Linked DNA regions of Homo sapiens: region 1 is linked to region 2. A link is a contact called in ENCODE Hi-C or POLR2A ChIA-PET data. All regions are on one chromosome and are shown on one strand. The core of a region is the stretch at or near the end of the contact, and the rest is flanking DNA. Distances in the headings are between cores, read along the strand shown.

The links. A loop is a pair of places that touch in the nucleus more often than their neighbours do. ChIA-PET counts read pairs that join two places held with the same protein, here RNA polymerase II (POLR2A). Pooled maps may share reads with other maps.
Region 1: a loop to region 2 is called in a pooled map, with 4 times the contacts of the local background. The contact joins the enhancer-like site here to the promoter of LINC02685 in region 2. A Hi-C loop is called at or near these places in 1 of 168 maps with a recorded cell type or tissue (PC-3) and 6 of 50 pooled maps. POLR2A ChIA-PET finds 5 or more read pairs at or near these places in 2 of 52 experiments (MCF 10A and Panc1).

Annotation. Positions count from the first base shown.
Region 1 is chr11:45,101,185-45,105,252 of GRCh38, reverse strand. It overlaps a transcript of PRDM11 not described here. Among named protein-coding and RNA genes, the nearest start is that of PRDM11, 43 kb to the left of the region's middle. RefSeq lists a silencer at 1,901-2,195 and enhancers at 2,991-3,529, 3,530-4,068. Within about 2 kb of position 1,977, at least 7 of the 41 ENCODE cell types and tissues checked have a DNase peak (open chromatin) inside an H3K27ac peak, as active enhancers do.
Region 2 is chr11:44,971,928-44,975,698 of GRCh38, reverse strand. It overlaps LINC02685 (long intergenic non-protein coding RNA 2685), which reads right to left and starts at 1,797. Exons shown (of 4, transcript NR_026681.1): 1 at 1,292-1,797; 2 at 806-903. It overlaps LOC105376649 (a long non-coding RNA gene), which reads left to right and starts at 1,299. Exons shown (of 2, transcript XR_931236.3): 1 at 1,299-2,127; 2 at 2,347-2,930. RefSeq lists an enhancer at 578-1,223.

The sequences.
Region 1 (4,068 bases), core at 728-3,227, 130 kb before region 2:
AGGTGGGGCATTGAGGAGGCAATTAGGCCATGAGGACAGTTGACTGGGATTAGTGCCCTTATTAAATAGGTCTGAGGGAGCTCTTTCATCACTTATACTCTGTGAAGATACAGCAAGAAGTGCCATCTGTACATGAGAAAGTGGGTCTTCACCAGACACCAAATCTGGGGCACCTTGATCTTGGACTTCCCAGCTCCCAGAACTATAAGAAATACATGTTTGCTCTTTGTAAACCACCTAGATTATGGTATTTTTGTTATAGCTGCCCAAGCAGACTAAGACATGGGGCCACTGGCCCCGTGATGGGAATGGGGTGGAATTACATGACCCCTGTCCAGGATGCAGGAGGAGGAGATGGTCCCAGGAGCTCCGTGAAGGAAGGAGGCCTGGGAAGCTGCTTGGACATCACAAGGCATCGAGAACCCAACTCTGGGTCCCCGATCTGAATTAACCTCAGGGCTGGGATGATATTCCTATTGCTTTTCTAAAGTGCCCCACCCAGTCCCTTTAGCCGTATTGGTGGTTCTGTGTCATCTGCAGCACTGAGGTTTCTGGGCAGGTTTTAGGCCACCTCCCCCCAAAACCTTTGTTCCTCTTCCCTGGGCTGTGTTTCTGCCATGAGTCACCTTGGGGCTGAGGTCCCAGGTGGGAGATGGGTCATAGCTGGGTGGGGTCTGAAGTGTCTGTGCCTCAGTTTCCTCATCTGCAAAATGGAGAGGCTCTTGCCCATCCTGTAAGGTCAGTAGGAGGACCAGAGTCTTCACTCCATGGTCTCACTCAGCTATCACAGCAACCTTGAGCAGCAGGAAGGGCACGTGTCCTCGTCCCCATTTTGCAGATGAGAAACCCGACCCCCATGGATGAGAAGCAGCTTGCCCCCTTTCATCCAGAGGATCCTGAATTCAGACCCAGATCTGCCTGTCCAGCCCTGTGCCCTGTGCTGCCCTGCTGCCTTCTTCTGCCCTTACTCCTTCTGGCCAGCTGATGCCTGCTTTCTTGAGAGAAGTTCCTCTGGTGCCTCATCACCTGGAAGAGCCAGGTCTCCTGGGAACAAGTGGACAACATTTTGGTCTTGTGCTTTGCCAGGTGCAGTGGCCCTTGAGGGCTAGCCTGTCCACACAGCTCTGTTGCCCTGGGCCCTGCTCAGCCTATCCTAGCTTGAGGGCTATGCCCAGGCGAAAAAGTCTAGGGCACGGAATTAGATCATCTAGAGCAAGTTTTCACCAAGCCTCAATCCCTCAGCTATAAAAAGTAAGTCAACTTACAGGGTCATTGCAAAATAAAGCACAGCTATATTTGAAAGTGCTGAGTGACAGCAGGGATAACCATCGCCCTCAATGCATCCTGACTTGGTGCCAGGCCCTGAGCTAAGCCCCTTTCTTACATGATTTCTCTTGGTTTTCACCGTTAAAGGTAGATTAGTGTTATTGCTTCCTTTCTTGTTGAGGTATAATTTTTATATATATAATTTATATATAATATATATGTTATATATTATATGTTTATATTATATATACTATATATAGTATTACATATAATGTATATATTATATATACAGTAAAGTACACAAACTTTGTGTACAACTCAATGACTTTTTAAAACCGTGTGACCATCAAGACAGAAGTATTTCTGACACCCTCAAAGGCCCCCTCAAGCTCCCTCTTGGTCAATACCCTGCCAAAGGTTAACACTTAAGTTTGGGTTATTTTTCCTGGTTTTACAGATGGGGAAACTGAGGCTCAGGGAGGAACTGTGAACTGCTCAAAGTCACAAAGCTGCAAAACGGTAGGGCCTAGATTTTTCTGTCTCTACCAAAGCACATGGTGATCCATATAGGCTATACAAGTTATTTCCTCTTCCTCTTTCCTCATCTCCCTCTCATCTTCCTCCTCTTCCTCCTCCAACTTTTCCTCCTTCACCAGTCCCCCCATTTGCTGTAGTTTCATATGTCTACCATCAGATGGCGCCAAAGGACCAACTGCAGAGTCCAGGTTGGGCTCCAAGGCCGGGGAGGAGGCAGGCCCGGCGGGGTGGTCAGGGTTTCTGGGCTTTGGGGAGGGATGCAGGGGAAAGCTGCTGGTGACCATCCTGAGTCCTGTCCAGTAGACATGGCAGAGGCAACTGTCCAGTGATGACCAGACAAGAGAATGAAAATGCAAGGCTAGGGCTCACGATTATATGAGCACTGGGCTGGGAGTAGAGAGACTTGGGTTCTCTGTTACTCTCATCACACTCTGAGTCAGCTTCCTGCCCACACAGTGAGTGGGCCTTCCCCCTCCAGGGTAAACAGTCCTGCCTGTCTCTCTGCATCTGCTCTTCTGTACATCAGGCCTGCTCTCCCTTCCTCGGTCGACCAGTTCACACTAATCAGCTTGGCAAGCCCAGCCCAATTGCTGCCATTCCCAGGAAGCCTTCCCTGACTGCTCTGGCATTGAACTGATTACCTTGGCTGCCCCTGTGCAATGGGCCAGGCACCACCTTCTGTGGCCAGAGGCTCGCCTGGCGTTTCCAGCATCCACCAGGGCGGCCAGCACAGGGCTGGGGGCCCAGGGTGTGTGTCACAGGTCATCTGGACCTAATGGACTGGGATGGCAGGGGGGAAGGAGGCTGTGGCACGGTGCAAGGGGGGCTGGACCTAATGGACTGGGGTGGTATGGGGGAAGGAGGCTGTGGCACGGTGTGAAGGAGGCTCCCACAGAAGACGTTATTGCTCTTCTACTCCCTTCCTGGGAGTGGCTGGATTGCAGAGGGCAGTGTTGGGGCCCCAGCTGGGGTGCTTCCCCTCATGCCGGCCCCAGGGAGTGCTGCAAGGCTGAACTTTAGTCTTTCCTCATCTGTGTCCAGCTAGCATCTCCCCGGGAAAGCCAGCTTTCCAGAAACTAAGACAGGAAGAGCCTTTGGGGATCATTAAACACACATCGGCCCAGGTCACACAGGCTTTCGGCAAAGAGCCTGTGACTCTGCTCAGCCTCCAGCTCTGAGCCCTGAACGCCTTCTTCTTCCTCCGCTCAGCCTCCAGCTCTGAGCCCTGAACGCCTTCTTCTTCCTCCGCTCAGCCTCCAGCTCTGAGCCCTGAACGCCTTCTTCTTCCTCCGCTCAGCCTCCAGCTCTGAGCCCTGAACGCCTTCTTCTTCCTCCGCTCAGCCTCCAGCTCTGAGCCCTGAACGCCTTCTTCTTCCTCCGCTCAGCCTCCAGCTCTGAGCCCTGAACGCCTTCTTCTTCCTCCGCTCAGCCTCCAGCTCTGAGCCCTGAACGCCTTCTTCTTCCTCCGCTCAGCCTCCAGCTCTGAGCCCTGAACGCCTTCTTCTTCCTCCGCTCAGCCTCCAGCTCTGAGCCCTGAACGCCTTCTTCTTCCTCCGCTCAGCCTCCAGCTCTGAGCCCTGAACGCCTTCTTCTTCCTCCGCTCAGCCTCCAGCTCTGAGCCCTGAACGCCTTCTTCTTCCTCCGCTCAGCCTCCAGCTCTGAGCCCTGAACGCCTTCTTCTTCCTCCGCTCAGCCTCCAGCTCTGAGCCCTGAACGCCTTCTTCTTCCTCCGCTCAGCCTCCAGCTCTGAGCCCTGAACGCCTTCTTCTTCCTCCGCTCAGCCTCCAGCTCTGAGCCCTGAACGCCTTCTTCTTCCTCTGCTCAGCCTCTAGCTCTGAGCCCTGAACGCCTTCTTCTTCTTCTTCTTCTTCTTCTTCTTCTTTTTTTTTTTTTTGAGACAGAGTGTTGCTCTGTCACCCAGGCTGCAGTGCAGTAGTGCAATCTCACCTCACTGCAACCTCAGCCTCCTGGGTTCAAGCAATTATCCTGCCTCAGCCTCCTGAGTGGCTGGGACTACAGGTGCAGACCACCATGCCCAGCTAATTTTTGTATTTTAAGTAGAGACAGGGTTTCACCATGTTGGCCAGGATGGTCTCGATCTCCTGACCTCGTGATCTGCCCACCTCGGCCTCCCAAAGTGTTGGGATTACAGGCGTGAGCCCATGACCGGCCAAATACCTTCTTTTGACACTTGAAGGAGACCTCCCAGGTCTGAGGACTGGGCAAGTCTCTGCTCTGCAGCCTGACAGCACCCCCTCCCTAACT
Region 2 (3,771 bases), core at 548-3,047:
GCATAGGCTCTTGGTGGCTCTCCTTTCTAGAAGAGACCTACAGAACGGGGTCGGGACTGGTGGTACCTAGACACATCCACTGAGTCAGCAAAAGCAAGGTGTAAGAACACCACCAGCCTTGAGGGGCCTGGGCAGAGCAACACATGTGTGGTGAGGGCAGCCAGAGATGCAGAGCATGGATGCAGGGCCTCTGACGTGGGAGGTGGCATCTGGGGTCCAGATGCAGGATTGGGAAGAAAGGGGTGAACACTTACGGGGCCATCTAATCCTCACAATGACCCTGAGAAAACAAGAGTCTCAGAGAGGGGACGTGACTTGCCCAAGGCCACGTCTCTAGAAAGGGGTGGCAATGAGGTTTGCCTCCCAGACGCCTCTGTGTTTCCTGTCTCCCTACACTGCCCATCAGCAGGATGAAGGGCCCAGCTATGAGGTCAAGCTGTAGGTTGGGAGTAACTGTTTCTTAAGAAAGTCCAGGCGGGACGCGGTGGCTCACGCCTGTAATCCCAGCACTTTTGGAGGCCGAGGCGGGCAGATCACTTGAGGTCAGGAGTTTGACACCAGCCTGGCCAACATGGTGAAACCCCATCTCTACTAAAAATACAAAATTAGCATGGTGTGGTGGTGGGCGCCTGTAATCCTAGCTACTCGGGAGGCTGAGGCAGGAGAATAGCTCGAACCTGGGAGACGGAGATTGCAGGGAGCCGAGATTGCACCACTGCACTCCAGCCTGGGTGACAAGAGTGAAACTCTGTCTCAAAAAACAAAAAACAAATGAAAAAATTAGCCAGATATAGTGGACACGCACCTGTAGTCTTAGCAACTAGGGAGGCTGAGGCAGGAGAATCACTTGAACCTGGGAGGCGGAGCTTGCAATGAGCCGAGATTGTGCAATTGCACTCCAGCCTGGGCAACAGAGCAAGACTCTGTCTCAAAAAAATAAAAGTCCAGCAAAAGAAAGGCGACAGTCCCTCCTGCAAAAGTGTCCCAACTAGGCAGGTAGTACAGTGGGGCCTCGAGCCGGGGAATGCAGAAGGGCTTGGCTGAGGACAGCAGCAGGCGGGCAGGCAGGCAGGGGTGAACCGGAGGCACGGGTGGCTGGAGGCTGCCTGGAGTCTGGCTCAGCCCTGGGGAAGGGGGTGGTCAGTGCCTCGCCAGAGCATGGAGGGAGGATACCCTGCGATCCAGAGAAGGGCATAGGGTGCTTCCCCCCACCTCTGCCAATCCCCCCAGAAGATTTTCCCCATACACAGTAAAAGGAAAGGCTCTCAAAGCAACCCACTGGGGGACTCACAGCAGGGGTGACAAGAGCGCTTTCTAGGGCAGTTGTGTGCTGTCTTCAGAGGCAGGAAGCCACTTCCTGTGGTCTCAATGGTGCCCTGTGAAAAACCAGGCCCTGGCCCAGCAGCCAAGAGGGCCGGGATAGGTTCACCCAGACCCATTGTCCTATGAGCAGATTTGTTTTTTCCAGAGCAACTCTTCACAGCTTCTCCCCTTCCCTTGGTGACAATGACAGCCAGCAATGGCTAGACAGCCTACTCCCAGCCTGGCCTGAGTCCGGTGGCCCCAGCGTGAGATCACCACAGTGAGGTCTGACCTCAGCATCGCCATGGGGATGCTCGGATGCCACGCTGCCTGTAAAGCACCTTTTTCCCCCAGGAGAGTGGGAGGGGACCATGGCTGATGCTGACTATGTATGATGTGGCCTGCTCCTGGCTGCTGGGGCTGTTTGTCCCCAAACATATGTTGTCAGATCTCAGCTGAATGGGGTGGGCCAGGGGGACTCACTCAGGACCTATGGGCTCTATTGCGTGTCTATGTGTTTGGGGTGTGGCGAGAGGTGTTTATTAGACCTCACGGGGAGCCTCATTTTCTTGCCTCCCTGGGCTCGCCTGGGCTGCTGTTCACTGTGCTCCTAATGGGCCTCGGACTGACATTCACAGCAACCTGGTCTCCATAGCAACCAGCTGTGACATCACAAGGAACCCACGGACCCTGTAGCTGGAGCAGAGGAAGCTTGAATGCCTGTTTGGGGAAGAAAGCCTTTGCTGCCCATCCTTAGGCCTCTCCTGTGATAGGGGAAGAGGACATAGAAACGCTGAGAGAGCCAGGGCCTCCGCTTCTCTGGAGGTTTGAGCGGGATCTACTCAAAATCCTTCCCTCCCTTTCTTTGTCCCCTTTCTCCTCATCCCTCAAAAAATATGTATCTTAGTTTCCTCAACTGTAAAATGGGGATATTAGAAGCCCCTCTTAATTGAGTATTTATTATGTGCCAGGCACTATTACAAGCATCTTGCATGAATTTTCTCATTTACTTCATAACAACCCTATAAAGTACTTTCTTCTTAGTATTCCCCCTTCTGTAAGTGGAAGGAAAGGAAGCACAGCAGAAGGATTGGAATCAAGACAGCCTGGCTCCAGAGCCTGTTTTCATAACTACGAGAGAATGCACCAGATTCCTTCTGAACGCCGCCTGCCGCGTGCACGGCTACAACTCTATTTCCAGCCATGCTGTGGCAAGCAGTTCCGGGCGGGCTTCAGCTCCCTTTGCACCACCAGCACCTCGCCTCCTGTCAGCATGAGGCAGTTTTCATTTTCTGCCCAGGGGCTTCCGCAGCGCCCCAACACAAGGTTGGCAGAAGCGGGCTCAGCCGGAGGACTTGTGGAGGGAAGTTGCTTCCACTGAGCCAGCCTCAATCTGGGGTGCACAGGCGCCACCAGGTGAATGCTTCTGCCAGGCCGTCATCTGACCCATAAGGTCCCTCTGTGCACTGCTTGGAAGGTCCTGGCAGGGCTGAGCCCCAGCCACCCACGGCAGTGACCTAATAATGCACCGTTATCTTGGCTCTTCTGCTCTCTCTTGTTTCCCACTCCTGTTCGTCCCTCATTTCTGGTCCCTAGAATGACTTCCAAAATAAACTCCCTGTACACAAGCCTTGGCATCGGGTTCTACTTTGGGGGGATCTTAAGCTAAGAGAGTCGCAGCCCTGAGAACGCCACTACAGGAGGGCATTCTGGAGCTGGGTCACTTGGTGATGTGCAATGAGGGCCCTGTTGTCGTGGGACGTGTGATGGTGGCCACCCTGGTATTACGGTGATTAAGACTGTCCCTGTGCTGGGCTGGGAAGAGGTACAGGTGTTGGTGGGGTGGGGGATCAGATGAAAGCACTAGCATCTAAACAATCCAGGGGCGATGGGCCTTACAGGGATGGTGAGGCTGGCTGGCGGCTAACTGCTCTGGAAGCCTTAAAGGAAGAAAACAGCAGGCTCAGGTTGATCCACTGTTAACTCAGGCCATGCAGTGAAGAACAAAATCCCCATAGTGCTGTTGTAAGACACTCTCTCCTTCTGCAGCCAAAGGGTATCCTGTACTGAATATCAGGCTCGGCATGGAATTGGGGGCAGGAGGGTCACAGGGTTGTGAAGGAGAAGGAGGGCATAGCTTGGCCAGATCTCAGCCAAAGCCAAGAACCCTGCTGGGCAGAGAGTGGGATGCTGAGACCTCAGGTGGGGATAATTGGGCAGATGATTCTGAGAATCTTGGGGGCCCAGACTCCCCTGGAACTTTGAGCACTGAACCCCCATAACTCAGCAAAGCACTCCTTGGCCAGTTGGGCCAGGCCAAGGCTGGGCTTCCTCTAGGGAAAGCTACCATGTCCCCCCATCCCCACCCCATCTCCTGCTTGGCTCAGTCCCCCACTGAGAAACCCCAGTCAGTAATGGGTATTGTCCAAGCAGAATACGAAGTCCCGCGCTTAATTCACATCCAGTGAG